2 separate regions of the Homo sapiens genome follow, and region 1 is linked to region 2. Evidence: chromatin contacts called from ENCODE Hi-C or POLR2A ChIA-PET data. All regions are on one chromosome and are shown on one strand. The core of a region is the stretch at or near the end of the contact, and the rest is flanking DNA. Distances in the headings are between cores, read along the strand shown. Region 1 holds the start of KIFAP3 (kinesin associated protein 3). Region 2 has its middle 8.3 kb from the start of XCL2.

What was found. Hi-C counts contacts between places; a loop is a spot of excess contacts on that map. ChIA-PET counts read pairs that join two places held with the same protein, here RNA polymerase II (POLR2A). Pooled maps may share reads with other maps.
Region 1: a loop to region 2 is called in a map of naive thymus-derived CD4-positive, alpha-beta T cell, with 5 times the contacts of the local background. The contact joins the promoter of KIFAP3 here to the enhancer-like site in region 2. A Hi-C loop is called at or near these places in 1 of 168 maps with a recorded cell type or tissue (naive thymus-derived CD4-positive, alpha-beta T cell) and 5 of 50 pooled maps. POLR2A ChIA-PET finds 5 or more read pairs at or near these places in 1 of 52 experiments (A549).

Annotation. Positions count from the first base shown.
Region 1 is chr1:170,073,318-170,076,017 of GRCh38, reverse strand. It overlaps KIFAP3 (kinesin associated protein 3), which reads left to right and starts at 1,323. Exons shown (of 20, transcript NM_014970.4): 1 at 1,323-1,582. The coding sequence starts at 1,551. RefSeq lists enhancers at 1,095-1,394, 1,455-1,514.
Region 2 is chr1:168,534,350-168,537,049 of GRCh38, reverse strand. No RefSeq gene overlaps it. Among named protein-coding and RNA genes, the nearest start is that of XCL2, 8.3 kb to the left of the region's middle. Within about 2 kb of position 1,334, at least 3 of the 41 ENCODE cell types and tissues checked have a DNase peak (open chromatin) inside an H3K27ac peak, as active enhancers do.

The DNA of each region.
Region 1 (2,700 bases), core at 74-2,573, 1.5 Mb before region 2:
TTTAAAGTAATCTAGCCTGCTATATTACCATTAAAGGTGTTATAAATGATAATTTGTAAAATTTTACATTAGTTTGCAGAATTAATATTTAGAAAAACAAAAAATAGGAAGTCCAATGAGGAAGGAATTGCAGTACTCTAGGTATAAAGTGATTAGACTATTGGTAGAAGTAAGAATGTAGAAAAAAACTGGACTACCTGAATATCTTGAAGGAAGAAAAGATAGAATTTTGTAACACTTTAGTAAGAGGGCATGATACAGAGGAAGGAGTCAAAATTAGCTGCAAATTTTCTTCCCTTTCAGAATGAAAGAATGACTATAACATCTACAGAAATAGTGTAGCTGGTGTGAATGGGTGGGAAGATAAAAATATATTTTGTTGGGTAAGGACTGTATTTCTATATTTAATATACCATGCAGTGCCTTAACATGGTGTTTTACACATAACGGATAATCAATAATTGCATCAATGTACTACATTTGAAAAAAGCAGCAGAGCAACTACGTGCACGTCTCAAAGCAACTGGGAAAACAGGACTAGAAGACAGTGAATAAGTGACAAGATTATAGGTGAGCAGGGGGAGTAGAGGTGCTTTCTTTGCATCCCTAGAGCCTGGTTTGGTGTTTGGCACACAGCCAGCCCTCAATTCACATTTACCAAATAAATGAACCTATATCATTTGCATAGACATAATAGCTGAACCCATGGGAATAGATCTTAAACCAGAGAACATGCAGTTAAAAAAGAACCCTTCTTTCCTATGCCCTGCACTGCTAACAATTGCCTGCCTCAGAAGAAGCAATTCTAAACATACCTTGAGTTCAGGATAATTGGTGGAGTTGGAATTTCAGGAACTGTTTTTTGTTGCTGTTGTTTGTTTGTTTGTTTGTTTGTTTTGGTTGGGGGAGGTGTATTCTAGATTTAAGACATCAAAGTGACAGACTTGCCGCCTTCAAAGTTATATCCATTTTGTACAACGGTCAGATTATCTCCATAAGTTAGAGCTTGTAAGTGCAATCAGGGCCATTCAGGCCCCCAAATAGAAACCTCCCTTATTAGCTGGACTGCTGTATAGCATTCGCTAACTAAAAGGTTATCGGATTCCCCTCTCTCCTTTCAAGCTGACCTGACAGCCCTTTCTATTCCCATCCTCAAGGGGGCGGTGACTACGGAGCCACTCCTTATACACGGACGCTCAAAACTGCACCAAAACTTCCCTGCTCGGCTCCCCGGTGCGTCAAACTCTGAGGCCACCGCCTCAGACTGAGCCTGCGCATACAAGAGGTGCAGAGCAAGCGCATGCGTCGTGACGGCCCGGCTTAGGCGACTCTGGGCGGGTCTGGGCCGCTCCAGTGTTTTGGGGCACAGAAGCTGTGGGAGGAGCTGGAGGCTTCACCGTGGTAACCACAGCGCCGCTGCTGCCCCGCCTTGCAGGCCTCAGGACTGTCATCGCCTCTGGGTGTGAGGGTACTTTGGCCACCGTCCCCGGAAATAACCGCGCCTGCCTCTCAAGATACCCCATCCTCTCCACGCCGCTGCCGCTGCCGCCATGCAAGGGGAGGACGCCAGATACCTCAAAAGGTGACGACTCCCCAAGGCTCTGTCCTACCCTCCTTGCCAGGGCCCTGAAGATGTTCTTGGGTTGGCTGTGAGATGTCACTGGGCAACGCTAGTTTAGCAGACGGGATGGGAAGCAGGGAGAGAAGTCACCGAAAGGAGAGGGAAAAGGTGAAGTGGAGAAAAAAGGAGAGCTCTGGGGGGGTTTCAAAGTCCTTTGACCTGACTCGGCGGAGCCCTGACAGCATTGAAAGATGGTTTCTTCGCTACATCACCTTATTCCAGGGGGAGAGGGAGGTAGGGCAAGGTAAACCGCGTCTTTTGTTTTTTTTTTCGCCTCTTCCCAGACTCTCCATTTTCCCATAATAGATAAATCCCATGAGAGCCTGGGAATAAAGTCTGGTGCATCCGCCCTCAGGCCTCAGTTTGGGGTTCATTGCCATGGGCTTTTGAAATGATGAAGGGGAAAGAAGTGGTGGATTCTACTTTTTGGAAGGCTGAATTGAGATGTTGATTTCCAGTCTCTTTCTGCTTTCCGCATCCATGTCATCCATTTGACTCCCATGTATACAACATAATTTTTGTAGGACATTTAGTAATTATTAAGAGGTTTGTTCAGAAGTTTGATGACAATAAAATAGGCCATAATTTCTTTTAAATATAGTATCAGTTACTCAAAAAAATTGTAGTCTGTTGGGATTATTTGGGTGCTGGCAAATACTCAGATCATTCCTGATTTGGAAAAAAAAAAAGATACCTCCCACTGAACCAAGAGTAAGCAGTGATCCAATAGAAAAAAATTTTAATTCAGTACTGATTCAGTAAATACCCTGGAAAAGTCGCATGTATTCCTTTGGGCACGGTTTCCTCATCTGAAAATGGGACAGGCGTTACCTTCTGAGAGATACAAGGACGAAAGATGAAATACTTTTAAAAAATGAAACATGAATGTAAGGTGGTGGTATTATTTCAAGTCATAATACACTTGCAGTGAATATTTTTATTCTGGCTTGGCTGAGCTCTCATCATCACAGAAAGATCTTCCAAGTGTTAGTAGACTCATAGAAGGGATTCAAACAATTGTATAATAAATAAATCAACTCTATTGTCCTGGCAAGACAGGCATATATTGACTGTCTTTT
Region 2 (2,700 bases), core at 85-2,584:
AGGTCAGGAATCCAGAGGACGTGTCTAAGCTGGAAATACTAATTTTGGAGTCATTAGCTTATATGTGGCACTTAAAGCCTTGATAATGGGCAAAGCATGTAGGTAGAGTTGATCAAAATATAAAATGTTCAAGGACTGAGCCTTGGACACAGATTGGGAAGATGAGGAGGAACCAGCAAGGAAAACTGGGAAGAAGTCAGAAAGATATGAGGAAACCCAATCTTGTGTGGTATCCTGGAAATCAAGGCAGGAGGATGTTTGCAGGAATAGAGTGAGCAACTTTGCCAAATGCTGTAAATAAGTCAGAAATTAGAACTTAAAAATAGTTGGATTTAACAGCATGGCTGTCACAGAATGACTATAAGGGGAAAAGCGTCAGTGGATTGGTAAGAGCAGAAACTTTTGAAGAAGGGTTGAGAAGGCCTGGGAGAAGAATTAATGACAACTCTTTAAAGAGAATAATTTTAGACGACAGTTGTCTCATAAGCATCACTATAGAGGCTTGGAGAGAAAAAGAAGCTTGCAGAGAAAAAGAACTACAGCTGAAGTGGAAGTGTAGTCAAGAGATGGTGTTTTGTTTGTTTATTTTGATTTTTACATGAGAGAAAAAATAACAAGTTTGTACACTAATGGGAATGATTCAGTGGAAAGTTTAACACTTAGTATAATATCCAGTGTATCAACTATATATATATATATGCTATTTTCTTAATAATTTGAATTCATAAATGCATGCCCCTAGAAACTGGTTATGTACTCCTGATTCTTTACATTTTCAATTTCATTATTTCCACTAGGCACTAATCGTATTAGCAATTTGATCTGCAGTTAAACTGTTTTCTGGTATGGATAAGAGAAAGAAATAATAAATAATACATTGTTAGAACCCATCATAATTATACATTTTTGATAAAAATATGATTTCATTAAGAGTTTTATAAACAGCCATTTGACACAAATTACCTGCCCTTACATTGTAACAGTTTTAAAAAATAACTGTTGATTTCAAAATTAAAATGAAACTTCCCCAGGCATAGACTGTCTTCCTCTTCTTTCAACTACTACTGATTAGTAATTTATTTAACCCTGGATGTTTATTCAAAGTTCCAGTGGCAGTAAAGTTGATTTATCCTAAAAGTCTGATATCTGTGGACCCTGATCCCCCCTAATGGGAGTGGTACATCAACTTTTTAGGTAATTCAAGAAGTAGCTCCTGCATTGGCAGTCCCTTTCACTGACTTCAGTATTATCACTTGCTCTTGGTGTTACCTTAACAGTTCCTTCAAGAGAATGTCTTCGACATTGTGGTTTCCTGCCCAACTGCAGCTTAACTTTATAATAAAACACCCTTCAACCCTTCCTTCCTGTTGCTTCTGCCCTTGCCCCAAGCCAAGAGTAGTGAAAACTCTGCTAAGTAATAACTATAGGATTTCTCTCTTAGCCTCTTGGCCTCTACTTTCATTCTGGATATTATAACTTAGGCCACAAAATCATTCACAATTCCCATTGCAAAGCTTTTTATCTCTTTTCTATTAAAAACTTAATATTGTATAAGCTTCTCTCCTACCAGATGCCTCAACTTTACTCTTTTGTAGTCTGTTTTAGTTTTTTGCTTATTGAGATTAACCTCACACATTTGATTTTTTTAATAGTTATGCATTTTGAAGAGAACAAGGAATAGCTTTAGACTGCAGTTGCCTCAGAAACCTCATTTAATGTTTGATAGGGCAAATATTTCTTCTCTGTTTTTTTATTGACAGGTACAGTCACATGCCCATGTGTTAGAGCATAACAAGTATAGCTTAAAATTGCTTATAATAGTCACTAACATTTGCTGAGCACTTATTCCATCTCCAGCACTCTGCTAAACGTTTGGCACACATTATCTTACTTGATTCTGTATTTTGCTACTGACAAAACTAAGAATTTGGGAAGGTTAAAGCATTTGTCCAGGGTTACACAGCTAATAAATAGTTGATTAGGGATTTGAATACAACTGATCTGACTCCAGTAGCCACCTACTTAACCACTCAGGAGAGAGTTTGCTTGCAGGATGATGTATAAGGGCAAAACTTGTCCAGCCAAGTCTCAAGGGCAGAGGAGAGAGATCTCTCCTAAAGAAAAGAAAGCCTTGGTAGCAAGGAGTTATAATACACTGGAAGTGTAACAGTCCCTTGAAGTTCCATTATTTATCTTAAAATTTGTGATGATTTTGCATTCTGCTTCATAATATATTTATATTGCTTTAATATAAAAGAAATATTTGGCTCTATTAAAGGACAAAAAAGATGCAAATATTTACGAACCAGATGACAAACATTGTAAGGATATCAGTTTTCCCCAAATCAATCTACTATTCAATGCAATTCCAGTTAAAATTTCCACAGAGTTTTTGGGCAAAACTTTCTAATACAATTTTTAAATTTATATGACACAAAGACATTCACAGATAGCTAAAACAAGTTAGGAAAAGAAAAACCAAGAGTAAATGTTTCCCCTATCAAATATTAAGACATAAGATAAAGCTGTGATAATAAAAAACACAGTAGTGTTAATTTAGAGATTAACAACGAGAACAATAGAAAGCTCAGAATCATGTTTATAAATTATGCATCTACATACACACACATACATATGTGTGTATGTATGTGTATATATAAACTATGATCAGATGAGAATAAGGTATATTATTCACAATAT